Linked DNA regions of Homo sapiens: region 1 is linked to region 2. The links are chromatin loops, found by intact Hi-C in ENCODE. Cell type or tissue: B cell. All regions are shown on one strand. Each heading gives the region's core, and the rest is flanking DNA. Links, peaks and the distances in the headings are about the cores only.

Region 1 (16,108 bases), core at 3,556-11,555, 50 kb after region 2:
TGATGGGTAAAATTGCTCTGGTCCACAAATTAAGACAGTGGCACCAAACTTTTATAGTAGATATTATAGTCTTTCACTGCCTTGCACTCAGAGCATGTGCCAGTTTTACCTAAGAATGCCCACAATGAAACAGTGAAAATATACTACTTTGGCCGGGCATGGTGGCTCACGCTTGTAATCCCAGCACTTTGGGAGGCCGAGGTGGGTGGATCACGAGGTCAGGAGATCGAGACCATCCTAACATGGTGAAACCCCGTCTCTACTAAAAATACAAAAAATTAGCCGGGCGTCGTGGCGGGCGCCTGTAGTCCCAGCTACTTGGGAGGCTGAGGCAGGAGAATGGCGTGAACCTGGGAGGCAGAGCCTGCAGTGAGCCAAGATCACGCCACTGCACTCCAGCCTGGGCAACAGAGTGAGACTCCGTCTCAAAAAAAAAAAAAATACTACTTAATCATGAGCCTTGGGTCTCCTTAATATTCTATGCAATGCAATGGAAAATATGCATAAAAGCACTTATGTGATTGAGTTGCAAGCTAAACTAGCTACTTTTTTTTTTTTTTTAATTGAGACGGAGTTTTACTCTCACCCAGGCTATAGTGCAATGGCGCCATCTCAGCTCACTGCAACCTCTGCCTCCTGGGTTCAAGTAATTCTTCTGCCTCAGCCTCCCGAGTAGCTGTGATTACAGGCATTCACCACCACACCCAGCTAATTTTTGTATTTTTAGTACAGACAGCGTTTCACCATGTTGGCCAGGCTGGTCTTGAACTCATGAATCCAGGTGATCCACCTGCCTCAACCTCCCAAAGTGCTGGGATTACAGGCATGAACCACCACACCTGGCCTACTTTTTTCGTAGAATACCATTTTACTTGGAAGAATATCTGACAAACTGTGGTTATTCAGATTTCAGTATTTAGCAAACATTGTCTTAAAAATGAATGAAGTGGGCTAGGTGTGGTGGCTCACGCCTGTAATCCCAGCACTTTGGGAGGCCGAGGTTGGCGGATCATGAGGTTAGGAGTTCGAGACCAGCCTGGCCAACATGATGAAACCCTGTCTCTACTAAAAATACAAAAATTCGCCAGGCCTGGTGGTGGCCGCCTGTAATCCCAGCTACTCAGGAGGCTGAGGCAGGAGAATCGCTTGAACCCGGTGGGCGGAGGTTGCAGTGAGCCAGATCATGCCACTGCACTCTAGCCTGGGTGACAGAGCAAGACTCCGTCTCAAAAAAAAAAAAAAAAAAAAAAAAAAAAGAACAGTATATATTGTCAATTTCAGCTTCCAAGAAAAATTAGAATATTGGAAAACTTAAATCCACTACTGCGGGCATGAGAACTTCCCTTAAAAGACCTTTCTGATAGGATCAGTAGTGATATTAACAAATGTAATTTTTTTTTGGTGTTACATTGTGTGATGGAAAATGCACATACCTCAGTGAATTAATGCTTTCCAAATGACCAGTAATGATGTTACAAATAAACATTGGTCAAGTGCAAAATAGACTGATGGATTTTTTTTGTAGGAGAAATTTTATTTTTTAAATTAAGTTGTAGTAAAACTGACCATTTTTGTGTACAGTTGTATGAATTTTACCTCATGTATAAATTTATATACCCAACACCACAACTAAGAAACAGAATAGTTTCATGACCTCAAGAAGTTCCCTGTGCTGTCTTTTCTAATTGCCCCACCCAAAACCTCTGGCAGCCTCTGATCCATTCATTTGCTATAGTTATGTTTTTTAGAGAATGTCATATAAATGGAATCATACACTGTGTAACCATTTGAGACTGGCTTCATTCACTCAACATGTATTTGAGAGTAATCCAAGTTGTATCTTCCGTTATTTCACTCCATTTTAAAAAACTAAAATTCACCATTTGAGCCATTTTAAGGTGTGTATAATTCAGGAGCTTTTAGTATATTCAAAGTGTTGTACAACCATTACCACTATCTAATTGTATAGCATTTTGATCACCTCCCAAAAGATAGACCATACCTATTACATAGTCACTTCCATTTCCATATTTCCTCCATAATATCCTTTATGTCTGTGAATTTTCCTGTTCTGGACATTTCATATAAATGGAATCATACAATATATGGCCTTTTGTGTCTGGCTTTCATTTAGCATATTTTTGAAGTTCATCCATGTTGTACGTATCAGTATTCATTCATGTTGTCAGCTCAGGTTGCCATAACCAAAATACCACAGGCTTAGTGGCTTGAACCACAGATACTTATTTCTTATAGTTCTGAAGGCTGGAAGTACAGATCAAGGTCCGGCAGTGTTGGTTTCTGCTGAGGCCTCTCCTCCTGGCTTGTAGGTAGCTACCTTCTCACTTTAACCCCACACAGCCGTTTCTCTGTGCTCATGCAGGGAGGTAGCACAAGTGATCTCGAGCGTGTGTGCACCTTCTCTGGTTTCTGTCCTAACAAGGACACTAATTCTGTCAGATCAGGGACCCACCCTTCTGACCTCATTTCATCTTTGTTGCTTCCTTAGAGACCTCATCTCCAAATACAGCCACACTGGGGTTAGGGCGTTAACATGAATTTTGGGAGTGACATAAACTTTGAGTCCTTAACAGTTCTTTTTTATGGTTGAATAATATTCCATTGGATGGCTGTACTCCATTTTGTTTATCCACTCTTTAGTTGGTGGACATTTGAGTGTTTCCGCTGTCAGGTTATTATGAATAATGCTGCTGTTCAATACTGCTGTGAACATTCATGTATGACTTTTTGTTTGAACACCTGTTTTCATTTCTCTTGAGTATATACTTAGGAGTGGAATGCTGGGTCATTTGGTAATTCTATTTTTAACTTTTTGAGAAACACCTAACTTGTTTTCCAGAGCATCTGCGCCGTTTTGCATTCCCACCAGCAATGTGTGAGGGCTCCCATTTCTTCACTTCCTTTACCAGCACTCGTTATTTTCTTTGTATGCGTGTAGTTTTTTTGTTTTGTTTTGTTTTGTTTGAGATGGAGTCTCGCTGTGTCGCCCAAGCTGGAGTGCAGTGGCATGATCCTAGTTCAGTGTAACTTTGAACTCCTGGAGTGAAGTGATCCTCTCACCTCAGTCTAGGACTACGTACCACATCTGGCTAACCTTTAAGATATTTTGTAGAGAAGGGGTCTGGCTGTGTTGTGCAGGCTGATTTCAAACTCCTGGCCTCAAGCAATCTTCTCACCTCTACTTCCCCAAAGCACTAGGACTGTAAGTGTGAGTCACCCCTGCCCAGCCTAAAACTGATTTTCTTATGCTAATCTTGTATTCTACAACCTTGCTGAACCTGTTTATTAGGTTAATGGTGGTGTTTTGAAAGATTCTTTAGAATTATGTATATATAAAATCATGTCATCTATAAAAGTAGTTTTACTTGGTCTTTCCAATTTGGATGCCTTTTATTTCTTTTTCTTTTTTCTAACCACCCTTGCTAGAACTTCTAGACAATGTTGAGTAGAAATGGTAAGAGCAGACATCCTTGCCTTATTTTTGATATTAGGGGAAAGCTTTCAGTATTTTGCTATTGAGTATGTTAGCTGTTTCATAACCAGGGTTATGAAAAAGCTCCTTTCTATTCCTAGATTGTTGAGCGTTTTTATCATGAAAAGGTGTTGGACTTTGTCCAGTGCTTTTCCTATGTCAACTGAGATGATCAGGTTTCTCTTTTCCCCGCTTTATTCTGTTAATATGGTGACTTTTTTTCAACTGATTGATTTTTGTATGTTGAACCAGCCTTGCATCTCTGGGATAATTCCATGATGGATGGTCATATGCTGCTAAATTTTGTTTGCTAGTATTTTCTTGAGGATTCTTGCATCTCTATTCGTGAGGGAGATTGGTCTGTAGTTTCCTTATGATGATGTCTGTCTTTGCTATCAGGGTAATACTAGATTTATGGGATGAGTTTGGAAGTATTCATCCCTTTTCTCTTTTTTTGGAAGAGTTGAAGGAAGGATTGGTGTTCTTCTTTAAATGTTTGGTAGGATTCACCAATGAAGCCATATGGTCCTGGGGTTTTTTTTGTTGGAAGTTTTATTACAGTTTTCATACTTGTTATAGGTCTTTTCAGTTTTTTAGTTGAGTCAGTTTTGGTAGTTTCTAGAGGTTTATCCATTCATCTAGATTATCTAATTTGTTGGCATACAATAGTTCATGGTATTCTCTTGTAATCCTTCCTGTTTCTATAAGATTGTAAAGATGTCCCCAGTTTTATTCCTGATTTTAGTAAATTGAATCTTCTCTCTTCTTTTTTCTTGGTCTGTCTAGTTAAAGGTTTGTCAATATTGATTTTTTCCGAGAAATTTTGGGTTCATTGATACTGATTTTTCTGACTCTTTTTTTTTTTTTTTTTTTTGAGACAGGGTCTTACTCTGTCTTGACTCTTTTTTTTTTTTTTTTTTTTTTTTTTTTTTTTTTGAGACAGGGTCTCTGTCGCCCACACTGGAGTGCAGTGGTGTCATTTCTGTTCACTGCAACTTCTGCCTCCCAGGTTCAAGCAGTTCTCCTGTCTCAGCCTCCTGAGTAGCTGGGATTACAGGTGCACGCCACCACGTCCAACTAATTTTTGTATTTTTAGTTAGAGACAGGTTTTTACCATGTTGGCCAGGCTAGTTGCGAACGCCTGACCTCAGGTGATCACCTGCCTCGGCCTCCCATAGTGCTGGGATTACAGGTGTGAGCCACCACACCTAGCCTGTAGTTACTTTTTTGAGTAACTATTTAAGAATGTATTGTTTAATTTCCACATATTTGCAAATTTTTCAGTTTTCCTGTTAGTGATTTCTAACTTCATTGCATTGTGGTTGGAAAAGATACTTTGTGTGATTTCAGTCTTTTGAAATTTACGGCAAGTTTTTTTGTGGTCTAACGTGTTGCCCTAGAGGATGTTCCAGTGCACTTGAAAAGAATGTGTATTCTGCTCGTGTTGGTTGGAGTGTTCTGCATATGTCTTTTAGGTCTAGTTGCCTAACGGTGTTGTTTAAGTCTTCTTTTTCCTTATGTATCTTTTGCTTAGTTGTACCACCCATTATTGAAAGTAGGGTGTTGAAGTCTCTAGCTATTATTGTTGAGCCATTTCTTCCTTCAAGTCTGTCAATTTTTGCTTCATAGAATTTGGGGCTGTGTTGTTAGGGGCATATATGTTTTTAATTCTTAAATGTTCTTGATTGACTCTTATCATTATATAATGTCCTTTGTCTTTTTAAGTAGTTTTGTCTTAATGCCTTTCTTAGTCCACTTGGGCTGCCTAAGTGGCTTATAAAAAAAATTATTTCTCACAGTTCTGGAGGCTGGGAAGTTCAAGATCAAGACACAGACAGATTTGGTATGGTGAGGTGCCGCTTTCTGGTTCATGGATGACTGTCTTTTTGCTATGTTCTCACATGACAAAAGGATGAGGGATCTCTCTTGGTGCCTCTTTTATAAGGGCACTAATCCCATTTATGAGGACACTGCCCTTATTTTCTTAATCACCTTCCAAAGGCCCCACTTCTTAATCCTATCACCTTGGAGGTGATAGGATTTCAACATATGAATTTTTGGGGGGACTCCAACAGTTAGACCATCGCAGTGCCTATTTTGTCTGATACTAGTATAGCCACTCCATTTCTTTTTTGGTTGCTGTTCGCATGGGCTTTTTCTTTTCTTTCACCTTCAACCTCTTTGTGTCTTTGGATCTAAAGCAAATGTCTTGTGTACAGAATATTGTTGGATAATGCTTTTTAAATTAATTCTGCCCATCTCTGCCTATTAATTGGAGGCTTTACTCCATTTACATGTAATATAATTGCTGATAAGGAGGAACATTTCCCATTTTATATTTCTTTCTGTCTGTCTTATATCAGTTTTGTTCAAGCCCTCCATGACTGATTTTTGTGTTACATATTTTCTAGTGTACCATTTTGATTCCCTTCTCATTTATTTTACTACATAATAGTTATTTTCTTGGTGTTTGTCCTGGGGATTATAATTAACACCTTCATTTGTAGCAGTCTATTTTGAATTAATAACAACTTGGTTTCAATAGTATATAAAATACTTTGCTGCTACATAGCTCTCCCCCCTCCAATAAATCTTTATGCATTGTTTGTCCATCAACACAGAGTTATAATTATTGTTGTATGTAGTCTTTTAAGTCATATAGGGAACAAAAGAGGCATTAACAAACTGAAAACATAACCTCTCTGCCTTCTTTGCTTCCTAACACTTTATAATATAATATCTCTAATATGCTTTCAGATACTATTCTAAATAATTTACAAATACTTGTCTAATCACGTTATAAATTTATAGCCAAGGAAAGTGAGGTGTGAAGAAGACAAATTGTCCAAGGTATGGCCAGGCACAGTGGCTCACACCTGTAATCCCAGCACTTTGGGAGGCCGATGCAGGCAGATCACAAGGTCAGGAGTTCTAGACCAGCCTGGCCAATATGGCGAAACCCGGTCTCTACTAAAAATACAAAAACTAACTGGGCATGGTGGTGGGCATCTGTAGTCCCAGCTACTCGGGAGGCTGAGGCAGGAGAATTGCTTGAACCCTGGAGGTGGAGGTTGCAGTAAGCCAAGATCGCGCCACTACACTCCAGCCTGGGTGACAGAGCAAGACTCTGTTTCAAAAAAAAAAAAAAAAGAAATTGTCCAAGGTTATAGAGCTTTTAAAAGAGAATCAGATATTTGAACCCAGGTGACCTGGCTTCGTAATTCATATTCTTAACCACTACATCTCTTACTTCCTAGAGTTGTAGTACTCCTTCTATTACACTACAACAGTGAATGTAAAATTCAGTTGGATACATAAAATGTGCATTCATGTTGAAAATGAAGGAAAAATAAAGTGAAAGATACTGGGAATCATTTGGGAGGAAAGATAACAGCTGGAAGGGACTTTTGAACTATGGCCTTGAAGACCACGTAGGATCAAGACTATTGATATTTGAGAGAATTTTATTTATTTATTTTTTGTAATGGAGTCTCGCTCTGTCACCCAGGCTGGAGTGCGGTGGCATGATCTCAGCTCACTGCAACCTCCGCCTCCTGGGTCCACACCATTCTCCTGTGTCAGCCTCCCGAGCAGCTGGGACTACAGGCACATGCCACCACGCCCAGCTAAAATTTGCATTTTTAGTAGAGGTGGGATTTCACCATGTCTCAATTTCTTGACCACGTGATCCGACCACCTTGGCCTCCCAAAGTGCTGGGATTATAGGCATGAGCCACCGCATCCGGCCTGAGAGTACATTTTAGAAGGAGCAAGGTGAAGAGAGGGATCAAGACAAAGAAAATCAAGGCCTACTTGAGAAGCAGATTGTTATTGAAAGGCATTGAAAAGGAGTGTTGAAAAGGTTCACTTTTGGAAGAATTTGAAAGCCAGACTAAGCAGTTTGAATTTTATTATGCAGGCAGTAGCTAATCATTGAACCTTTTTGAGCAGGGGAGAACTATTAAGAATTTTGTATATAAATCTGAAAGCTGATTCAAACATTGGTACAGTTTAAAATTTTCTAATATATCCTTCAATTGGGGCCAGACTGAGGGTTTATCTTTTGTACTGCCATATATTATGATGTGTTAGAAGTGTGGTAAAAAGTAATGATTTTTAAAATATATAAATTAGATATATTTAGATGTGTTTGATTACATTAAAAGGAACCTGTTTCCTTTCAGAATCCTCGGATGACATTTGGAGTGGGTTAAGATATGTCTTTATTTCAATAACAGTGCCATATATAATAGTTCAGATCAGCTAGTATTTTTTGAGTACTTACCATCAAGTTGTTTGCTAGATGGTAAAGATAGAACAGTAAAAAAGACCTGACCTTAATTTTCAGTCTCTTTTTCTTTCTAATCTTTAAACATTGGAATGCTCCAGTATTTGGTCCTGTTGCTTCCTTTCCTTAACTTAATATGATCTTATCTAGTTCTAAAGCTTTAAATTCTGTCTGTACTTTACTGATTCCCAATTTTATATTGCCCCATCTCAGTGTCTCCCTTTTAACTTCAAAGTCACCTATCCAATTGCCTTCTTCATAGATCTACTTTGATTTCTAAGTAGCATCTCAGACTTATCCCCAAAGTGAACTAGATCTCTGTCTGCCAAACATTTACCCTCCAGTCTTCTCCATCCTAGAAAGTTACACTACCATTTACTCAGTTCACAGACCAAAAGTGTAAGTGTCATTTTCCCTCACATTCCACATCGGCACATCATCAAGCAAGTTGGTTTTATGTTTGATGTATACCCTCTATGGGGTCACTACCCTCTACCGCCATTGCTACCCCTATCTCTTGCCAAGGCTGTTGTCATAATAGTCTCCTAATGCTTTATCTAATAATCTGTTCTCTACAGCTACCTGGTAATCTTAAACAATATATATCTAATTGTTTTATCTCTACCACTACCCAGATATAAAACTTAAGTGGATTTCTGTTAAAATTCAAAATCCAGTCTCCTCACCGTGGACTGTATGATCATACCTCTAAATCTCTTACCTTATCTTGTACTTCCCATCTTAAATCACCTTGCTGACCATGCCTGCTTTCTTGCTAATTCTCAATATACCGTACTTCATACCTTAACTACCTCAGTGCTGTTCACTCTGCCTAGAACATTCATGTGTCTCCATATGGCTTGTTCCCTCACTTCATTGAGTGCTCAGAAATGTTACCTCCTTTGCCTGTAATCCCAGTGTTTTGGGAGGCCAAGGCAGAAGGATCGCTTGAGACCAGGAGTTTGAGACCAGCCTGGGCAACATAGCAAGACTCTGTCTGAAGAAAAATTTAAAAATTAACTAGCTGTTGTGATGCATGCCTGTAGTCCAAGCTGCTCAGGAGGCTGAGGCAGGAGGATTGCTTGACCCCAGGAGTTTGAGGTTACAGTGTGCTGTGATTGTGCCATTACAACCCAGCCTGGGCAACAGAAAGAGACTCTGTCTCTAAAAACTAAAAAGAAAAAAAAATCTTGCCTCCTAGATAATTTTTTTCTCGGCTCTCTAAATGCTGTCTTCGCTGCTTTGTACAGTAGCACTTATATGGATGTTACTGACATTTCTGGTATTTAGAGGCGTGTGGGTTGAGGAGGGATCTCACTATTACCGTATAGTCATACCTTATGTCATTGACTTTTTTTATTCACAAATGTATTAGACTGACATACATACCTCAAATAGAGTTGACTGCTTGTGAGGAATGGGGGAAAATATGAGAAATTTTAATTTATTTTCTTTTCAGTAAATTACTTGCAAAGTAATTTTATTAGTTTTATTTATTATTATTATTATTACCATTTGTTTTTTTGAGACAGATTCTTGCTGTGTTGCCCAGACTAAAGTGCAGTGGCATCATCTTGGCTCAGTGCAGCCTCCACCACCCAGGCTCAAGCGATTCTCCCGCCTCAGCCTCCCAAGTAGCTGGGACTACAGGCACACACCACGAAGCCTAGCTAATTTTTGTATTTTTAATAGAGATGGGGTTTTACCATGTTGGCCAGGCTGGTCTTGAACTCCTGACCTCAGGTGATCCACCCGCCCTGCCCTTCCAAAGTGCTGGGATTACAGACATGAGCCATGATACTCGGCCCAAAGTAATTTTAAAACAATCTAGAGTTATTGAGATCCACACACTGAAGATAGTAAATGAATCTCCTAATAGTATAAAGCTCCCGCAAGCATGCTAGGTCTAGGTTGGGGCTAACTCTGGAAAGAAGAGAGTAAATGGACAAAGGAATAGGGAGAGGATGGGAAGGGATAGAAAAGGAAGCCCCACCTTTCCAACCCTAAGAACTTTCAAAGTTTAGTTTTTATCTCTGTTCTTTCAACTATAGAAATTTCCATTTTACCTAAAGTGAAGGAAATCATTCAGCTTATAATTTTGTTTTTACTTAGTTAACTCCATTATTCCCAAGGAATGAGAGAGAGAGAGAGAGAGAGAAAGAGAAAGAGAAAGAGAAAGAAAAGCAAAAAAAAAAAAAAAACCCAAAAGAATGCTTACCTCTCACAGTGTAATTTGTAGTTTTGGTATCTTTGAGAAAAAATGTGATGTAAAAAAGATATTATGGATTCAGTAATGCTTTTTAAATGAATACATATGTTATTGTTTGTAGCAGGGTGTGTTAAAAAAGAGTAGTTAGTGGCTGTATCTGCAAGCACATTTTTATTTGATTTACAAACAGTGCTCATATGAATTTACTGACCTTGTAATGACAGAGGTCTTCAAACGGATTGTGGCCTATGGATTGTGAACTGATGTAATTGACTCATTCCTGATCAACCTCAGATTTGCATTTAAATGGTTTCTTTCTAAGCATGATTAACCTAGACAGTTTGATATACTAGAAAAAATGAAACAGAACTGCCCCTGGATTTCCAAAGACTTAATCTGACCTAGCTACTCACTACCTCTGTGATTTTGGTAACTTATTTAATACCTTTGAATCTTGTTTATGGCATTATGTATGTAAATACTGTATTCTGATAATGTTCTAACTACTCAGTATATCTTTCTTTTCCCTCCTTAATGTATTAATACTATTGTTTTTCAGGACTTTATCTTTTTTGTTTTATTTCTATCTTCACTATGATTACAGCTTTCCGCAAAAAAAGTTTGCTGCTGTTTGTGGGCCAGCAAAAGCTGTTTGTGGGCCAGCAAAAAGAGCCCTTAATTATGTTCTGGTTTTAGTCTATAGATACAGAGAACTTAGTTGAGCTGGAGCAGAAAGCCATCTTTTTTTTTTTTTTTTTTTTGTTTGGTCAGATATCTGTTACCCTTCTGTTTTATTTCTATTTTTTCAAGTCTTTAGCTTGCCTGACACATAAAACAGAGTCCTTGTAAAATCTCCAACCTCTCAGTTAATTATAATGATGTAGGAATTAAAAAGAGTGTGTTTGCATTCATCCAACAAATATTTATTGAGCACTTACTTGAGGATGGTAGTTCAAAGTATAGGGTGATGTTAAAAGATGAATAAACTCCAGTTCTTTGCTGAAAATCTAGCGGATTAAATACCAAAAAAAGGTATATAAATAGTACAACTTGAGTACTGATGAGGATGTTCCTAACTTTGCCTGGGGCTTATGGGGTGAGATGGGGATACCTTAGAATTAGATTGAGGGTTGCAGGAAGAACATTGTAGGCTGACGACATATTGTGCTCAAGTGGCGTGGAAGCATTGACAGTATGTGTTGTGACTGATCAGTATGGCCAGAGCATAGTGTATGTATACAGAATATGGTAGCAGGAGAGACTGAAAAGATAATTTGGGATCAGATCCTATAATGATCATGCATGGCATCCAGAAATTGAAATCTTCACTATTGTCAGTGGAAAGCTATCAAATGTTTTTAAAACCTAGAAAGGATGATGTTTAGCAGCAGCATGAAGGGTGGATTCTGGTGGTAGAGATGGTGGTGTGGGAGAATACTAAGATAAATTAAAAATTAAGAGATGTTATTAATAGGTGGTGTGATGAAATGAAAAGAGCCTGGGCTTTAGAATCACAGGAATGGTTTTAAATCTAGATATTGGCCTTTGCAGTTTGGAACGAATTAGCTGCTTTGATTTTCAGGGTTGTTTGTTTTGTTTTGTTTTACACATTCTGGGTAGTAATAGTGCTTGTTTTACAGTATTCCTTTGAATATTTTGTTATGGGCATGAAGCACCTGCTATAGTGCTTGCCTGATACCAAATAAGGGTGCAGTTAATGATAACTGTCATTATTATCAACATGAGTGACATTTATTATAATTGTTAAGATAAGAGATAGTGAAAACCTGAATTTAGGGATGGAAAAGAGAGAACAGATTGGGAGGAATCTTTCTGAAGTAAAATGAATAGGACTCAATGACCGGAATACTTGGTGATTTATGGAAAGAATAGAATTGTGACTAACCGAGGTCTCTATTTAACCTGAATAACTTGGGGGGAAGGTGTTCGTGATGCCATTTTCTTAGTAATGAATACAGAATATAGACGAAATCTATGATTGAGATGAAGGAAAGGAGTAAAATGATTTTGATTTGGTGGGCATTTTTAGGTATTTAGGAGATTTTGGTGATAATATGAAGTAGGAAATTAGAAATTTGGTCTTAGGGCAAGAGATAAAGGATTGGAGAGTTATAAGTATCTGCATAGTAGTGGGAAAGCATGTTAATTTTGATTCCTTGACTAGAATTATAAATATCTTAACGGCAGGGCATATTTTTAAACATAACCCCTGTATCCCCACACTGCTGAGCTCTATGTAAACACTTGATTAATTCTTATTAAATGTGAGATTTAAAAAATAATATTCTTGATGGCTTTGTGAATAGAAAAGGTAATGCATAGTTATTTTGATTTTTAATTTTTAAATGTTCACTTTATTTAAATTTATAAACTTAAAACCTGGTTCTCTCTAAATACAGATCTTATTCTGTAACTAATTTTAACAAACTTTTGATAAATATCTTAATTTAACTTCTTAAAACATTTAAATCTGTAAGTATAAATTAAATTTATTTTCTCTGTAAATATTGATTAATAAAACCTTAGATACTTAAATAAATCTTGTAAATCTAATAATTTAAAATTGTAAATATAAACATCCTTAAGTTTTGTGAGTATTCTTATACAGGATGCAAACTTAGTAAAATTTCGGCTTAAAATCATAAGTCTAAATCAGCTGTTCAATTATACATTTTAAATTAGAATTACAAGGCTGGCTCTAATAGGCCAGATTTTCTTAAAACATTACAAATTTTTACCAAACAGGCATAGAGTACCTGTTTTGTAAACAGCTTTATTGAGACATAATTTACATACCTTACAATTCACCTATTTTAAGTGTGCAGTTCACCGATTTTTATTATAGTCACAGAATTATGCAACCATCACCACCATCTAATTTTAGAATATTTCCCTTAATACAAAAAGAAATGTGTTGCCCATTTGCAATTATTTTTTCATTTTCATTCAGCCATAGGAAACCACTAATGTACTTTCTTCTATCTATAGATTTGCCTTTTCAGTACATTTTATATCAATGGACTCATAGTATGTGGTCTTTTGTTTCTGTCCTTTTTTCACCTAACACAATGTGTTTTGAGGCTTATTCATCCATATTATAATTTTATTCCATTGTATGGATATACCACATTTTGTTTATCACAGATTACCTCTTAATATACAATAATTAAAATTTTAGTTCTTTTAAGTCATCCTATACTTGATTCTTTTTTTAAAAAAAGAAACCTGAAAATAAGTAAATGAATCTCTTACGAGTTAGACAAAAATGCAATAGAATAAACCCAAAGAAATGGATAATTGAAAAAAATTAAAGCAAAATTTAATGAAATCAATGATATAATAGAGAAGAACAAAAAAGTCAAAGTAGGTTTTTAAAAGAAAAAAACTAAAAAAGAAACTGATAGGATCAATCAAGGAATAAAAGAAACAAAAATAGTATGAAAATGAAGACTGACAACATATTAGAGATCAAAAGACAAGGTATTTATAGCAGCCTGCCATTAGTTTTTATATAAACAGTCTTTTCCCTTTTCAGGAGATCATTATTCCCAATCATATTTTTCTTAATGGAACTACTTTGAGTAACCCTTACCCCCCAGAGTGAATGGCTGTTCTACTTCCCAAATCAGAGAATATCTATAAATGTCTTTTATCAATATTCATAAGCAACACATTGTCTTCATTTTTCCTCTAGAATTTTGTAAACACTGCTTCGTAGGCTTTTTTTTTTTTTTCTTTTTTCTGTTTTAAGAGATGGGGTCGGCCGGGCGCAGTGGCTCACACCTGTAATCCCAGCACTTTGGGAGGCCAAGGCGGGCGGATCACGAGTTCAGGAGATCGAGACCATCGTGGCTAACACAGTGAAACCCCGCCTCCACTAAAAATACAAAAAATTAGTCAGGCGTGGTGGCGGGCGCCTATAGTCGCAGCTACTCGGGAGGCTGAGGCAGCAGAATGGCATGAACCCGGGAGGCGGAGCTTGCAGTGAGCCAAGATCACGCCACTGCACTCCAGCCTGGGCGACAGAGACTCCGTCTCAAAAAAAAAATAATAAAATAAAAAGAGATGGGGTCTCCTCATGTTGCCCAGGTCAAACCCCTGGACTCAAGCAGTCCTTCCACTTAAGCTTCCCAAGTAACTGGGACTGCAGGTGTGTGTCACCACATACCATTCCCAGCTCTCCATACATGTTTAGCATTTACATTTACCAGTGAAATGACTGGTAGTCTAAATCTCTTTCCTCTTATTTTAAGTAAAATTAAGTGAAATATTTTCCATATTTGGAGCTTGTAAATTTTTATTGTTGAAATTCAGATATTTTACCAGGAGAGTCTACATGTGTAGCTTCCCCTCCAACCCCCTAGTGCTGCCCCAGTATTTCATGGAGCCCATTAGATAAGAAGACTCAAGTCAGTAATCAACATTAGGAAGTTTTTGTTTCCTTCTAAATTTTTAAAACGTTCATTCTTTGCCTTTTCTTGCTCTAAAAATCCTATTTTACAGATACTGCACGTCTGGCCACCTCATCTCTAATCTTTTTCTCATTATGTATGTGTCTTTGACACTTCACTATACAATATTAGGCCATTTCTTCCTTCCTTCCTTCCATCCGTTCCTCCATCTGTCCATCGGTCCACCTTCTTTCAATGGTCTCGCTCTGTTGCCCTGGCTGGAGTGCGGTGGCGCAATCTCGGCTCACTGCACCTTACACCTCCTGGGTTCAAGTGATCTTACCACGTCAGCCTCCCGGGTAGTTGGGACTACAGGTGTGTGCCACCACCCTGGGCTAATTTTTTGTACTTTTTTATAGAGACGGAGTTTTACCATGTTGTCCATACTGATAGTAGGACATTTCTTAAGTTAATTTTCTAAATCACTACTTTGTTGTGTATTTCTCTACTTAATTCTATTTGGTAATTTTAGTAGTTTTTCTCCTCCCCCCAAGCATTTGTTCTCTGCTATTTTATTCAGAGCTCTTTGCTCTTAAAAAAAAAAAATACTATTTCTCCCTGGCCTCAATAAAAATACTATTTATAATTTGTCTTCAAGTGCTGCTGTTTTGTCTTCATTAATTCTGTTTCATTTTGGGCCATTAGTCGTGATTAAAGTGTTACTTCTCTTTGGTATATCTGGCTAGGTTTTGTCATCAGTTCTTGTGCTGGGTAATTCTGAGAGTGGTAAGTGAGCCAACAAATAGGGTTCATCATAGTGCATCATCTGGGAGAATGTGCTCAGGAGGAGAGGAAGAATTATTAATGAATGTAGTTCTCTAATAATGAAAGGAATCACCAGGGATAGTAAGGGGAAGAGAAGCCTGAATGGTCATTGCTCATTATCTATAGAAGTTCATTTGATCTTTGATTTAATAACATGCTGAGATAGTTGGAATGTCAATTAAAAAGAATTGATTACCTTAATTACCTGGGATAGAATATAAAAGATTGTATAATCTAGTGTTCTAAAATTATTACCACAATTACTATTGCACCAACCCAATACTTTCACTTTGTGACTGACTTCGTATGAAGGCTCAGTGTGGTGGTGGCATCAAGTCACACATCCTGACTTTTAAGCAAACAACTCCAGATAATATCATTCCCCTCTTTGTTTATTAGGACACTAATTGATTATTATTGCCAGCAAGCACCTTTGAACTGATACTTTGTAAAATATAATACAGTCATGTGTTGCTTAACAATGGGGTTGCATTATGAGAAGTGCATCCTTAGGCAGTTTCATCATTTTTCAAACATCGTAAAGTATACTTACACAAACCTAGATAATATAGCCTACTACATACCTAGGCTATTTGGTATAGCCTGTTGCTGCTAGCCTGCAAATCTGTACAGCACATTACTGTACTGAATACTGTAGGAAATACCACCATTGTCACACAATATCATTGTCACACAGTGGTAAGTATTTGTGTATCTAAACATAGAAAAGGTACAGTAAAAATTGTCACACGTGGATAGGGCACTTACCATAAATGGAGAGTGCAGGACTGGAAGTTGCTCTGAGTGAGTCAGTGAGTAAGTGGTAAGGGAACAAGAAGGCCTAGAATGTTGCTGTACGCTACTGTAGACTTATAAATACT
Region 2 (16,108 bases), core at 3,544-11,543:
GGCTGGTCTTGAACTCCTGACCTCGTGATCCACCACCTCGGCCTCCCAAAGTGCTGGGATTACAGGCGTGAGCCACCGTGCCCGGCCGACAGATTCTTTTTTAAACCACCTTTACAGGGACAATATTATCATCCACAAGAGTATTATCTTCTAAGCAAGCTCATTTGGAGGTTATGCCTTCCATTGCTGTTACAGACCTATTTTTGGAATACCTTTAGGATTGACAGATTATCATCCTTGGAAGTTGGAGTTGGTATTTGGAAAGAGTCAAAAAGTATTTGCTGTGAAATGTGGCAATTAAAGGTATATGTTAAATAATGGGATTGGCTTTCTTCCCTGGCTTGCAGTCTAGCTCGGAAAGCTCAGTAGAGGGGCTTGATTTGTTTCGATGTGCCTCTGAACCTCTCTCTTAATTCATATTTCCCGTAAGTCTGTCCATCTGTTGTGTGGAATCTCAGTTTGTGATATTGGATAGATGCAAATAAGCAAAGCTGTTACTTTTCATAGTTTCAAATGAAAAACTCAACATCACTACTGTATAAATTATTTTCTAGTCTATCTGTGTTTATTTTTAAATTCCTTTTACTATTCTATACACTTGCACATTGCTCTGGGGGTAAAAATCCAATATAAACCATTAGCTCATTTTATTGACCATTCTTGTATTCAGCAAGTATCCCAAGTACAGTGGTCCATACCTTGAATTTTTTTTCACTTTTTAAGTGAGATATAATTTACATACCATAACAACTTAGTGGGTTTCAGTTATTTCAAATACAAGGTTGTACATATATCATCACTGTCTAATTCCAGAACATTTTATTTTTATTTTTTCTCAGCAGTGGGGTCCTGCCATGTTGCCCAGGCTGGTCTTGAACTCCTGGGCTCAAGTGATCCTCCTGCCTCAGTCTCCCAAAGTCCTGGGATTACAGGTGTGCGCCACCACACCCACCCTCAAAACATTTTTATTTCCTAAAAAAGAAACCCCACATCCATAGGCAGTTCCACATTCCGTTCTTCCTATGATCCAGCTCTTGGCAGCTACTATAATTTGTTTTCTGTTTCTGTGGATTTGTCTATTCTGGACATAGCATGTAATTGGAGTCATACAATATATGGCTTTTTGTGCCTGGCTTCTTTCACTTAGCATAATGTTTTTAAGATTCATTCATGTTGTAGCATTATCAGCACTTTGTTTCTTTTATGGCTAAATAACACTGCATTGTGTGGACATACCACATTTTGTTTATCCGTTAATCAGTTGATGGATATTTGGGTTGTTTCCACTTCGGGGCTATTATGGATGATGCTTCTCTGAATATTTGTGTACAAGTTTTTGTGTGGACATTTGTTTTTAGTTCACTTGAGTATGTACCTAGGATGGAATTACTGGGTCATGTGGTAACTGTTTTAATTTCGTAGGAACTGCCAAATTGTTTCCTAAAGTGGCTACGGTATTTTACATTCCCATCAGTACTGTATGACAGTTCCGTTTATCCACATCCACTCCAACACTTGTTGTTATCTGTTTTGATTATATAATAGCTATTTTAGTGGGTATGAAGTCGTATTTCAAAAAAACAAGAAATAAATACAAAAAAATAAGACAAGTTATATTTCATTGTGGTTTTGATTTGCATTTTCCTAACAGTGTGTTAAGCATCTTTTCATGTGCTTGTTGGCCATTTGCATACCTTTGGAGATACATTTATTCAGATCCCTTGCCCATTTTTAAAATTGGGTTATTATTTATTGTTGAATTGTAAGAATTGTGTATATATTCTGGATATACTTACAGTGTATGCTTTGCAGATATTTTTTCTCATACTCCCCATTTAAGAACAAATACAGATCAATACATGACCAGATACACTGTAACAAAAGCTAAACTGCAGGATACCTTATGAAGAGAATAAGGAGCGTAGTAATAGAACGAAATAGAATTCTCAAGAAAAGCCAGGTGCGGTGTCTCACACCTGTAATCCCAGTACTATGGGATTACAACTCCATTTGCAAGAGTTTGGATAGAGAAGGACACCTTTGCTCTATATTGCCCTGTCACAAATGTTTTGAATGAATCTGTTCCATTTCTGAGTTTAGTGAGAATTTGGGTAGTGAGAGGAATCTCACTAGCAGTATTTTTGAAATTTAAGATTACATTTTTTTTGTTTGCATTTTATAAAAACCCAGACATCTGACAAGTTATACAATATATTTTTTCTTGCTTTTTTTTTTTGAGACGAAGTCTGGCTCTGTTGCCCAGGTTGGACTGCAGTGGCGTGATCATGGCTTATTGCAACCTCTGTCTTCCAGGTTCAAGTAATTCTCCTGCCTCAGCCTCCCTAGTTGCTGGTATTACAGGCGGGTGGCACCATACCCAGCTAATTTTTTTGTAGTTTTAGGAAAGACAGGGTTTCACCCTTTTGGCCAGGCTGGTCTCAAACTCCTGACGTTCCGCCTCTCTTGGCCTCCCAGAGTGCTGGGATTACAGGTGTGAGCCACCACCCCTGGTTTATATTTTGTTTCCTGGTGCTAAGTTAAATATACTGTTTTTAAAGTGTTTGTTTGAATTTCGTTGATTCTTGGTTTCTCTGATTTTTGAATTGGTTAGGTTTGGTCTGTTACAAAGTGTCAGGTATAATGATGTCTTAAGGATGAAACTAAGTATCTTATGGGGTAGATGGCCGAATTTAAGAATCTTTTGCTTAATGGATTGTGAGGGTCAAGTTAGGAAAGCTGTGTAGTAATGAGTGGCATCTTCTAATGATTTTTGGTCTTCTTTTTATTCCTTTGTTTCATGTTTTAATCTACTTTTTGATAAAGAGAGTTGTAGATTCTTTTAGCATATCACTTAATCATTTTTCTGAATTCATTATTGTGCAAGCCAGTGAATTTTACATAGTAAAAACTAGTATTTGTTGTATCTTTACTATAATGAAGTTCTTATAATTGAGGGTAATAGAAGGATCCTGTCATGTGTAATGTGCATTTGTTAGTATAAGAGCAGGATACGTCAGGGTTTGCTAAAAGAAAAAAATGATGGCTGTAACTAGGGTTTAGACTAACGTTTCAAATTTGGTATTGGGAGACTAGAAATTAATATGCTTCAGACATGTCTATTTTAAAATTTCCTCTCTATATATTTTTTAAAATTTAGATTAAAGAAAAATAGAGATGGGGTCTGGGATTACAGGCATGAGCCACTGCTCCTGGTCTAGACCTGTCTAAAGGGACTTTTCTTTAGACTTTAAATGTTTTCTAGAGCTTAAAGACAAAAAATAAATTTTACTCAGTTGTGCCTTACAATTGTATTAAAAACTATTATAACAATACCATTTGAAGTAAAGCAGCGTTTGTTATAACTTCTGAATCATTGAAAATTAGTCCATCACAGGCCAGGTGGCTCACGCCTGTAATTCCAGCACACTGGAAGGCTGAGGCAGGCAAGTCGCTTGAGCCCAGGAGTTGGAGACAAGCCTGGGCAACATGGTGAAACCTTGTCTCCACACAAAATACAAAAATTAGCTTTAGCTGTGTGTGGTTTTGTGTACCTGTAGTCCCAGCTACTCGGAAGGCTGAGGTGGGAGGATCGCTTGAGCCCAGGAGGTCGAGGATGCAGTGAGTCATGATTGCATCACTGTACTCTAGCCTGAGGGACAGAGTGAGACCCTGTCTCAGGAAAAAAGAGAAGTTCATCACAGTTGTTTACAGAGGTGAAGGGGATTACTTAGAAACATATAGTTGTCTCACAAGAATTTTTTAAATGTGCAGTAATCTAGATGAATAATTAACTCTTTAAAATAACAGAAAGCAGAAAGTATCAGAAAATGTATTAATGGTATCACCATCTTATATATCTGCATGACACATTTAATACTTTCTAGAAAACTTACACTTTTTTTTTTTTTTTTTTGAGACAGTCTTGCTGTGTCAGCCAGGCTGGAGTGCAGTGGCACAATCTCGGCCCACTGCAACCTCCATCTCCCAGGCTGAAGCAATTATCTTGCCTTAGCCTCCCGAGTAGCTGGGATTAGAGGTGTGTGCCACCATGCCCGGCTAATTTTTGTATTTTTAGTAGAGACGGGGTTTCACCATGTTGGCCAGGCTGGTCTCGAACTCCTGACCTCAAGTGATCTGCCCACCTTGGCCTCCCAAAGTGTTGGGATTACAGACATGAGCCACCGCGCCTGGCCAAGACTTTCTTTTTGGATTAGAAGATGTTGTGAACACCAGTATTATTTCCCATGATAATTGCTATTATTGGAAAGCCTGTTGTTTTAAAAAATAAATAAATAAATAAATAATAAAAAAATATAGAGATGAGGTCTCATTATGCTGCCCAGGCTGGTCTCGAGCTCCTGGACTCAAGCAGTCCTCCCACCTCAACGTCCCAAAGTGCTGGGATTACAGGCATGAGCCACTCCACCCGGCCAGAGCATTATTATTTTTACTCATAATACTAGATAGTCTGTGACTGTTGTTTTTGATCTCATGATTAGCTTATTTTTCATAAAATCTGAATCATTTTATCATTATCAAAAAATGATTATTGTGTATAGTTCTCTTAGTACGTGATTTTTTAGAGTTTTGCAGAAGGTAAAAGCATGCTTTACCTTTCCTAAACTCACAGTATAAAGGGAAAGAGAGGCCAGGCACAGTGGCTCATGCCTGTAATCCCAGCACTTTGGGAGGCCGAGGCGGGTGGATCACGAGGTCAAGAGATCGAGACCGTCCTGGCCAACATGGTGAAACCCCCATCTTTACTAAAAATACAAAAATTAGCCGGGTGTGGTGGCATGCACCTGTAGCCCCAGCTGCTTGGGAGGCTGAGGCAGGAGAATCGCTTGAACCCGGGAGGTGGAGTTGCAGTGAGCCGAGATTGCGCCTCTGCACTCCAGCCTGGTGACAGATCAAGGCTCAATCTCAAAATACATACATACATACATAAATAGGAAAGAGAAACTAAAGGGATCTATAGAATGTATCCTACTTGATAAAAGAAAATTCCACATGTGAAAATGTGAATTTACCACAAAGACATCTGTTTCACTTTACAACATAATTCATATCTGATTTAATATAGTAACAGGCTCCTCTGGTACGTTTAGAATGATCAGTTGATACAAAAATTTTCTAAAAAGCTTGCTTTTTTTTCTTTTCTTTTCTTTTTTTTTTTTTTTTGAGACTGAGTCTGGCTCCGTCACCCAGGCTGGAGTGCAGTGGTGTGATCTCGGCTCACTGCATCCTTTTCCTCCCAGGTTCAAGTGATTCTTCTGCCTCAGCCTTCCGAGTAGCCGGGATTACAGGCATATGCCACCACAGCCCACTAGTTCTTGTTTTTTTTGGTAGAGAGGGGTTTTACCATGTTGGCCAGGCTGGTCTTGAACTCCTGACTGTGAGTGATCCACCCACCTTGGCCCCCCAAATTGCTGGGATTACAGGTGTGAGCCATCATGGCCCGCCCCTAGTTTATACAAATTTTTGAAATAAGTATACATTGTATGTAGAGGAAGCGAATGTTGAATTTGTTAAATTGAGTCATGCACAGATTCAGTTTGATGATCTCTTGTTTTTCACGTTTTTTTATTGTTGCCATTGCATGGATATTTGTGAACTTTTACCTGGCTACTCCTCTTCCTTCCAGTCAATGCAAGCATGTTTTGTTTGTTTTTTTGGAGACAAGGTCTGGTTCTGTCTCCCTGGCTGGAATGCAGCGGCATGATCATAGCTCACTGTAAACTCAAACTCCTGGGGTCAAAGTGATCCTCCTGCCTCAGCCCCTGGAGTATCTGGGAATGCAGCATGTTTCATCATGCCTGGCTAGTTTTTGTTTTGTTTTGTTTTTGGTAGAGATGAGGTCTTGCTATGTAGCCCAGGCTTGTCTCGATCCCCTGGCCTCAAGTGGTCCTCCTGCCTCAGCCTCCCAAAGTGCTGGGATTACAGGCATAAGTGTCTTTGGCCCAATGCAAGCGTATTTTCTAGGTTGTTTGTAGGTATTTACCCTTATATCTGCCCACTGGATATTATCCTGTTCTCTTTTACCTTTTTTTCGATTCAGTATTTATCAAAGCTAGAAAGGATGACGTAACTTGTTTTCTTGTCCAGCCATATCATTTAAAGGGAAAGGAATTTAAAATAAATCTTTTAGTTTGGAAAACTTCAAACATACAGAAAAGTAGAATAGTACAGTGAACAAACACCCAGCTACATCAACTAATGGCTATTCTTGTTTCATCCCTAACTGAATTATTTTGGAGCAAATTCCAGACACCATATTTAGTATTGAATCTTGGTTGTATCCTTTTGTATGGCACCATCTTCCTTTTCCCACCTCGCATCCCCATCAAGTGGTTCATAAGTTTAAAGAAATAAATAAGACATTTAAATATGGAGAAGTTTTTGCTTCTGTTTTGTTTACTTGTAATGTTTCTTAAAAGCTACCATATGTTGAGCATTTACTGTGTGACAGACAAGAGACCTTTGATGTTGTTAACATCTGTTTTACAGGCGGGGAAACAGATTTAGGGAGATTACAGATTTGATTCGTAATCACTCAGCTAAAATGTGGTAGACCTGGGATTGGAAATCAAAATTTTATGCTCTTTAACCTACCTACCTTCCCACCCTCCCTCCCTCCCTTCCTTCCCCCCTCCCTCCCTTCCTTCCCTCCCTCCCTCCCCTCCTGTACCCCCACACACCCCAAGACAGGGGTCACTGTGTCACCCAGGCTTGGAGTGCAGTGGCATGATCCTAACTCAGTGCAGCCTCCGACTCCTGGACTCAACTGATCCTCCTGCCTTAGCCTCCCTAGTAGCTGGGACTATGGGTATACTCCATGGTGCCTGGCTAATATTTTTATTTTTTGTAAAGACGGGGTCTTGCTTTGTTACCCAGTTTTCTTCAATCTTCAGCATTATGCATATGCCCTTCTTTTAGAATTTCCATTAAGTTGCCCGTCTTTGTTTCTAATTACTGATTGCTTATGTGCTTTATGTTACATTAAGGTATTTTGGTTTCTCTACCCATAATCTTACCATAAACAGGAGTTTATTCTATTCATTTTCTGTTCTCTGGCTTTGACTAGAATACCTTGCCTCCTTCTCTTCAGCTGTCACAGTCCTATTTGTGTTTCCTTTTTTCTTTTTGATTTTTTAGTTTTGTTAGCTAAATGAGTTTCTGAGCTGAATGTTTCCACTGGCTTAATTTTCCTTCTTATCTTGTTCAACTGGCCATTCTTCACCATTAACTGAGATTGGAGCGTAGGCTTAGGAGAGGGAAAGGCAGCAGAGGGTATCTGAGTGATACTGATTCTACGCCTACAGAGTCTTCTGTGTAGACCAGCCTAATTCATAGGAGTTTGTAACAAAGGCCTTTTAACAGTGTAGCTGCTTGGCCTTTTCTTCTATTGATATTCTTCCCAGAGACCTCAAGGAAGTGTGGGGTGGTGGTGGAGGGGCAAACAGGTTAAAGCAGATTGAGGTCAGGATTCAGGACTCCTGAATCTAGCCAAATGCCTTTTCTTCACTTCCAACCTTCTGTGACTTAAATTTAGTTTAGCTGGCAATATTTTAAATTGTGTGACAGAAAAGGAAGTTGCTGAGTAGTGTGTAATTACTGAGAAGGAGAAGAAGAAATTGGATAAATTTAAAAAATGAATAAAAGCTTAAAAATCAACTTAAAAAAAGATGATAACTCATACATCATTGGTCTTAGACAAAATGATTACTAGCAGGCACAGGAAGACGTTGTGACAAAGGTAATAAGGAGAAATTCCCATCAAAATAAAATGTGAAGGTTCTTGCCTTCAGTAAGAAAAAATGAGGGGAACGTCGGTGTTTATGAGTATTTCACATTTCAAATGTGGCTCTTTTGTTGCACCATGAATGATATAAACACTAATTTCCTGTGTGTTAGGTTATGTGAATTTTTATTCATCTAGTAAAGAAGCTGACAAAGTTTGCCTCTTATAAATGGGCTTATCCTTTTTTTTTTTTTTTTTTTTTTTTTTTTTTTTTTTTTGAGACGGAGTCTCGCTGTCGCCCAGGTTGGAGTGCAGTGGCGTGATCTTGGCTCACTGCAGGCTCTGCCCCCCGGGGTTCATGCCATTCTCCTGCCTCAGCCTCCCCAGTAGCTGGGACTACAGGTGCTCGCCACCTCGCCCGGCTAATTTTTTGTATTTTTAGTAGAGACGGGGTGTCACCGTGTTAGCCAGGATGATGTCGATCTCCTGACCTCGTGATCTACCCGCCTCGGCCTCCCAAAGTGCTGGGATTACAGGTGTGAGCCACCGCACCCGGCCAAAATGGGCTTATCTGATTACAGTAAAATACTGTAATTATGGGTGAGCATCAAGAAGTCCATAATCTTTGGTCATTGTTACTGAGAAAAACCTTTACACTGGTCATTTTTCTATGAATGTTTAATAGAGCTAATATGTCTTTTAAAAATGATTTGATTGGCCGGGGATTGTGGCTCACGCCTGTAATACCAGCACTTTGGGAGACCAAGGCAGGCAGATTATTTGAGGTCAGGAGTTTGAGACCAGCCTGGCCAACATGGTAAAACCCCATCTCTACTGAAAATACAAAAACTAGCTGGGCATGGTGGTGTACAGCTGTAATCTTGGCTACTCGGGAGGCTGAGGCAGGAGAATTGCTTGAATGTGGGAGGTGGAGGTTGCAGTGAGCCGAGATTGCACCACTGCACTCCAGCCTGGACTACACAGCAAGACTCTATCTCAAAACAAAAACAAAACTGGAATTTTGTTGTACTGGCTTTAAGTTTTTTTTTTTCTTTTTTTAAATTAAGACAGGGTCTTGCTCTGTCACTCAGGCTGGAGTACAGTTGTGCATTCTAGGCTCACTGCAGTTTTAGCCTACCAGGCTCAAGCAATCCTCCCACCTGAGCCTCCTGAGGCTGGGACCACAGGTGTGTACCACCATGCCTGGCTAATTTTTTTTTTCTTCTAGAGATGGGGTGTCCCTATGTTGCCCAGGCTAGTCTTAAACTCTTGGGCTCAAGTGATCCTCCCATCCCAGCCTTCCCAAAATGCTGTGATTACAGGCATGAGCCACTGTGCCTGTCTGTACTGGCTTCTTAAAACAAAACAAATCAAAATAAAGCAAACAGGTATGAGTAAAGTGATAAAGCTATTTCCTTTGTGAGACTTGTATAACCAGTTTTTATTTGCGTATATATTTACTGTGTATAGCTTTTCATTGTATAGTTTTTATTAAAATAGATTCTGGCATGTTAAAATAAATAGACATATACTGAGAAACCCCCATACATCTACTGAAAACAGTTTCAAAAAGACCCATGGCTTATGGCTGCAAATGTACAATCTTATCTAAAAGAGAACCTTCCCTTTGGTCCCCTTCTCCTTAGGAGAAGAACTTCTGCTTAACTTTATGTAACATATCCATATCAAAGATTAGTACATTTTATTGGTGAAAGGTAAAGGTATGTAAGTGGATAAATGGAGTAAAGATAGAAAAGAGAAATCAGGCTGGGGGCAGTGGCTCCAGCACTTTGGGAGACCGAGGTGGGAGGATTGCTGGAGCCCAGGAGTTCAAGACCAGCCTGTGCTGCATGGTGAAACCCCGTCTCTACAAAAAATACAAAAATTAGTCACATGCGGTATTGCGAGCCTGTTGGTCCCAGCTACCTGGGAGGCTGACATGAGAGGATTGCTGGAGCCTGGGAGGTCAAGCCTGCAGTGAGCCATGATCATGCCGCAGCACTCCAGTCTGGGTGACTGAGCCAGTCCCTGTCTCAAAAAATGAAAAGAGAAGCTAGAATTTTCCACATTAGCTGAGAAGACTTTTAGGAAGGAGTTACCAGAAGCTATAATAGAAATTTATGTGTGACTTAATTTTTCAAAAAAAAAAAAAAAAGCACACGGTAACAGTCCTGAATGAGTTATTTGGTCAAGAGTATTTTATTTATTTATTTATTTATTTATTTACTTACTTATTTATTTATTTTTTGAGACAGAGTTTTGCTCTTAATGTTGCCCAGGCTGGAGTGCAATGGCACGATCTCGGCTCACCGCATCCTCCGCCTCCCAGGTTAAGCAATTCTCCTGCGTCAGACTCCCGAGTAGCTGCGATTACAAGCGTGTGCCACCACGCCTGGCTAATTTTGTATTTTTAGTAGAGACAGGGTTTCTCCATGTTGGTCAGGCTGTTCTCTTAACTCCCGACCTCAGGTGATCTGCCTACCTTGGCCTCCCAAAGTGGTGGGATTACAGGCGTGAACCACCCCTCCCAGCCTGGTCAAAAGTACTAAAACTATTAAAAAGATTGAATTACCTACAAACTTTGATCTTTTAAAAGCAAGAGAATGTAAATTAATGGAGAAGAGTGTTCTGTAGTTAACGTAAAAAGAAAGAAACTGACACTGTGGCATGGGCAAGATAGCAGAGGATTGAAGACCCGGTTTTTGCCTTTTTTCCCCCCTTTTCCTGAGGACTTAAACTTTATTTTGGAAAAAGTGGCAGGTTTGTTTTTGTTAAATGGTTGAAAAGTGTTTGTATGTTACTTCTCAGATATTACTCAGTATAAATTATTTCTTAAAACCATATGAAGTTGTTTAGGTAAGAATGCTCTTAGTAATTACTATACCTAAGTCAGCCTGTATTTTGTCAGATATTTTTTAAGAAATGATCCAGATCAAATCAACTATTTTGAGGAATGTGAATATATATCCAGTTACAACTAGGAAAGAATGTTAAGAATATAAGCTGTGTTAAGAAACAGGAAAATTCTCTTGTTATATCATGCTGCTGCCAATCTGTAGTTTCTGTGACTCAGGAACAGAAGTATAAGCAATGACATAGTGATAACTGTTACTGTTATATTTTGATTTTAGATTTTAAAATAACCACACTTTAAAAACCGGATGCTGGGCTGGGCATGGTGGCTCACGCCTGTAATCCCAACACTTTGGGAGGCCGAGGCAGGTGGATCACTTGAGGTCAGGAGTTGGAGACCAGCCTGACCAACATGGTGAAACTCTGTCTCTACTAAAAATACAAAAATTAGCCGGTTGTGGTGGCGGGCATCTGTAATCCCAGCTACTCAGGAGGCTGAGGTGGGAGAATCACTTGAACCTGGGAGGCGGAGGTTGCAGTGAGCTGAGATCGCGCCATTGCACTCCAGTCTGGGCAACAAGAGTGAAACTCCATCTCAAAAACAAAACAAAACAACAAAAAATAAAAACTGGATGCTGAAAGGATGTTCTCAGATGGCAGAATCTGAGGATCTTCAGATTATTGCATCTGAAGATTATTATACAGGATGTTCAGTTATTTTGTTCAAAAACACAGGCTAGGATTCTGCCAGGAATATTCTTTCAGGAATGGTTAGCTTTTTTGGATGATAACAGTTTTTCATTCACCTTTCTTCCTCATTTAATATATTTCTATCTTTTCTTTATACTTTTTCCTTGTTTTTGTGCATATAAAATAAATAGATCTATGTTTTTGAAACTATCAAGAAACTGAATTAATTTTTAAAAATAAGTGTATATGAGTTGAAAATGTTTTTTTTTTTTTTTTGAGACAGATCCTCTCTGTCACCTGGCTAATTGTCTTTTTTTTTTTTTTTTTTTTTTTTTTTTTTGAGACGGAGTCTCCCTCTATAGCCGAGGCTGGAGTGCAGTGGCACAATCTCAGCTTACTGCAACCTCCGTTTCCTGGCTTCAAGTGATTCTCCTGCCTCAGCCTCCTTAGCAGCTGGGACTTACAGGTGTGCACCACCACACCTGGCTAATTTTTGTATTTTTAGTAGAGACAGGGTTTCACTGTGTTAGCCAGGATGGTCTCGATCTCCTGATCTCGTGATCCACCCACCTTGGCTTCCCAAAATGCTGGGATTACAGGCGTGAGCCACTGCGTCCGGCCTAATTTTTGTATTTTTAGTAGAGACAGGGTTTTTGCCATGTCACCCAGGCTGGTCTTGAACTCCTGACCTCAGGTGATTGGCCCGCCTCGGCCTCCCGAAGTGCTGTGATTGCAGCCGCGAGCCACCACGCCCAGCCAGGTTGAGCGTCTTTAATCTGAAAATCCCAAATTTGAAACGCTCCAAAATCTGAAACTTTTTGAACACCGAAGTAACACCATAAGTGGATAATTACACTCGACCTTATGTGATGGGTTGGAGTCAAAATGCAGGTGCACAACATACAGTTTATTCAGTGTCCCCAAAGGGAAAAAACATCCTCCCGGTGCTTTTCAGCTGAGATACATCTTTTCTATATATGCCCAGATTGCCCCAAGCAAGTGTGCCCTCAAAGCGTAATAAGATGGCATGTGTGCAGACCAGATGTGTCAGTGGCAGGATCCCCATGATGCCCCATGATGGGACCAAGACCTCTGTGTGTCACTCACTTTTTTTTTTTTTTTTTTTTTTGCTTATTCTCTGCTCTCTGACGTGAAGATATTGTTGGAATTGTCAGAAAGTCCTGCAGATATCCCTGTGGGTAAAACAAATAAGAAAAAGGGAAAGCATTACTAGCAAAGAAAGTCAAGCTGTTGGAAAAACTGACAGTGATGTCTGAAATGTCTTACAGAAGAGTATGTTGTTGGAATGACCACTGTATATATGACCTGAAAAATACAGTAGGATAAATTATTAAAGTTCTAGGTTGAAAGTGATGGGCAGAAGTTAGTAAAAAATAGAAAAGCACTGCATGAAGCTGAAAATGACCTTGATTAGATCTTGAAAGAGTAGATCCATCAGCATCACAGTGAACACATGCCACTTACTGGTATGCTTGTCATGAAGCGGAAAGATCAAGGCCGGGCGCAGTGGCTCACGCCTGTAATCTTCGCACTTTGGGAGGCTGAGGTGGGAGGATCATGTGAGCCCAAGAGTTCAGTACTGGTCTGGACAACATAGTGAGACCCCATATTTAAAAAGAAAGATCAAGCATGATGAACTGAAAATTGAAGTGAACTGTGAATGTTCAACAGGCTGGTTGCAGAAATTTAAGAAGAGATATGGCATTAAATTATTATTTTTTATTTATTTATTTTTTTGAGACAGCATCTCTGTCACCCAGGCTGGAGTGCATGGTGTGATGATAGGTCACTGCAGCCTTGATCTCCTGAGCTCAAGTGATCCTCTCACCTCAGCCTCCTGAGTATGGGACTACAGGTACATGCCACCAGGTCTTGCTATGTTGCCCAGGCTGTTCTCAAACCCTTGAGCTCAAGCAGTCCTCTCACCTGTCTCCCAAAGTGCTGGGATTACAGGCATGAGCGACTGTGCTGGGCTTACTAAATTTTAAAAGATTTGTGTTGAACCATCTGCTGATCATGGAGCAGCAGAGAAATTTATTGACAGATTTTCTAGGGTCATCACTGATGACAATCTGATGCCAGAACAAGCCTGTAATGCTGATGAAACATCACTGTTCTGGCATTATTGCTCCAGAAAGATACTGACTACAGCTGATGCAAAGGCCCCTGTAGGCAGTAAGGATGCCAAGGACAGAATAACTGTTCTGGAATGTGCTAATAATGCAGCAGGCATGCATAAGAGTAAACTTGATGTAATAGGCAAAAGCTTGTATCTTTGCTGTTTTCAAGGAGTGAATTTCTTACCAGTCCATTATTACGCTAACAGAAAGGCGTGGATCACGAGGGACATCTTTTCTGATTGGTTTCACAAGCATTCTGTACTACTGCTCATGCTTACTGCAGGGAAGCTGGACTGGATGATGACTGCAGGATTCTTTATTCCTTGATAACTGTTGTCATCCTCCAGCTGAAATTCTCATCAGAAATGTTTATGCCATGTACTTTTCCCCAAATGTGACTTAATTCAACCGTGTAACCAGGGTATCCTTAGATGAATGAAGAGTAAATAAAATAAGATTAAACACGTTCTTCAGCAGCACACTAGCAGCAGTGAACAGAGATGTGGGTGTGGAAGCTTTTCAAACGAAGTTTTAGCATGAAGGATGCCATGAATCAAGATGATTGTGATTATAGTGACGATGAAGATGGTGATGTTAACACTGCCGAAAAAGTGCCTGTGGATGACGTGGTAAAATCATGTCAGTGTTTAAAATCAGAGAGAGAACATGGTGAAATCATGTCAGTTTATGAAATTGAAGAAAGACTTCTAAGACAGAAAATGTTGTGAATGAGGCAGATGACTCTGGAGCAAACATTTTAAAAAAGCCATCCAGAAGAATTCCTCCACATTCTTAGAGGATCCACTTCTGGGTCTCTCAACTGCTTCTGATGTTTCTTTTCACCCCCCAAAATAAATACAGTGTTCAGTAATTTTTCAGTGAGAACATAGCATTGTAGATGGAGACTGAAAGCCTGACGTTGTTGTTGTTTAACAGTTGATTCAGGTATTCTGGTGATGCTCCTGTGCTCTTAGTTACCCCAAACACATTATTTTCTCACGTATTAATGGTATGTCATATTTTTTAATGTTAAGTCCTTATGTGTGAATAAGTGTAAGAATAAGGTTGCTTATTGGTAGCATATAAATTGAGAGTCAGGAATGATGCTAATGCCACACAATCATACATTGTCCACATGGGTGGCTGAGAAGGTGACATCTTGGTTTCTGATGCTTCAATGTATACAAACTTTGTTTCATTCACAAAATTTAAAAAATATTGTATAAAATTACCTTTAGGTTAGGCCAAACACATTGGGTCATGCCTGTAATCCCAGCACTTTGGGAGGCTCAGGTGGGAGGATCGCTTGAGCCCAGGAATTTGAGACCAGTGTGGGAAACATAGTGAGACTTTGTCTCTACAAAAAATTTTTAAAAGAAATTAGCCCAGTCTGGTGGCGCATGCCTGTAGTCCCAGCTGTTTGGGAGACTGAGGTGGGAGGATTGCTTGAGCCCAGGAGGCGGAGGTTGCAGTGAGCTGAGATGCACCACTGCTCTCCAGCCTGGGTGGCAGAGTGAGACCCTATCTCAAAAAACAACAACAAAAACCGACAAATTATCTTTAGGCTATGTGTATAAGGCACATATGAAACGTAAATGAATCTTGTGTTTAGACTTGTGTGCCATCCCCAAGATATCTCATTATGTATATGCAAATATTATAAAATCTGAACAAAATCCTAAACCTGAAACACTTCTGGTCTGAAGTATTTTGGATAAGGGATACTCAACCTGTATATCTATTTTATTCTAGGGAAACAGGCTTCTTCAGAAGCCCATGGAGATAGAGCTCCATGAAGTAGAAGCAATGGTAGAAGTAGAAGCAATGGTGGTGGTGATAGTTAAGGGAGTGAAATTAACTAGAAGGAGAGTTCCATGATGAAATATAGTCAGTAAGTCTTTTTTTAGTGACTATTTTGCCTCTATTTTTGTATCATTGTTTATATGACTTCCATAAAACAATTTCATTTTGTTATAATGTGAGTAGCTTTGTCTCTTCTCATTTTCTCTATTATTTATGAACTTAAAACATTTTAAAACATCTAAACTTTGTTGAAGTTAAACATTGGTTCTCCATTTCTAACAGTTTTAAAGGTATGCTTGAATAGTAAATTTGTAATGATAATAGGAATACACTTTATTTTGTTATTGTTGTCACCTTTTGTGTTTTTTTGAGGTGGAGTCTCGCTCTGTTGCCCAGGCTGGAGTGCAGTGGTGTGATCTTGGCTCACCGCACTGCAGCCTCCACCTTCCGGGTTCAAGCGATTCTCCTGCCTCAGTCTCCTGAGAAGCTGGGATTATGGGCACGTGCCACCATGCACAGCTAATTTTGTATTTTTAGTAGAGATGGGATTTTGCCACGTTGGCCAGGCTCTTGAACTCCTGACCTCAAGTGATCTGCCCGCCTCAGCCTCCCAAGTGCTGGGGTTACACGTGTGAGCCATTGCACCCAGCCTGTTGTCACCTTTTAACATCATAAACGGAAGAATAAAAATTATTTTCTTTATTCACCTACCAAAATAAGATAGTGTTTCAGTTACCTGATGTCACAGTAATGGTGCTTATCAATCACAAAACCTTAGTGATGTATAACTAGAAGCATTTATTGAACTCAAGAGTTTGAGGTTCAGCTAATCTGGTCTAGGCTTGCTCATGTAGTCAGCTGTGTTGTTGTTGACTAGGCA

The links. A loop is a pair of places that touch in the nucleus more often than their neighbours do. Peaks named below come from ENCODE experiments on the same cell type or tissue, not always from the same donor. Only the 100,000 strongest peaks of a DNase experiment are listed, where the experiment ranks them.
Region 1: a loop joins it to region 2, with 1.8 times the contacts of the local background. A loop is called at or near these places in 14 of 110 quality-filtered maps.

The regions. Positions count from the first base shown.
Region 1 is chr10:96,887,136-96,903,243 of GRCh38, forward strand. The region is part of intron 2 of LCOR (ligand dependent nuclear receptor corepressor); the gene reads left to right. Among named protein-coding and RNA genes, the nearest start is that of LCOR, 63 kb to the left of the region's middle. In B cell, for the core only: no CTCF peak of the experiment used is centred there; no DNase peak of the experiment used is centred there.
Region 2 is chr10:96,837,468-96,853,575 of GRCh38, forward strand. The region is part of intron 2 of LCOR (ligand dependent nuclear receptor corepressor); the gene reads left to right. Among named protein-coding and RNA genes, the nearest start is that of LCOR, 13 kb to the left of the region's middle. RefSeq lists enhancers at 1-305, 2,343-2,842, 3,485-3,779, 5,377-5,876. In B cell, for the core only: no CTCF peak of the experiment used is centred there; no DNase peak of the experiment used is centred there; H3K27ac peaks cover 671 bases.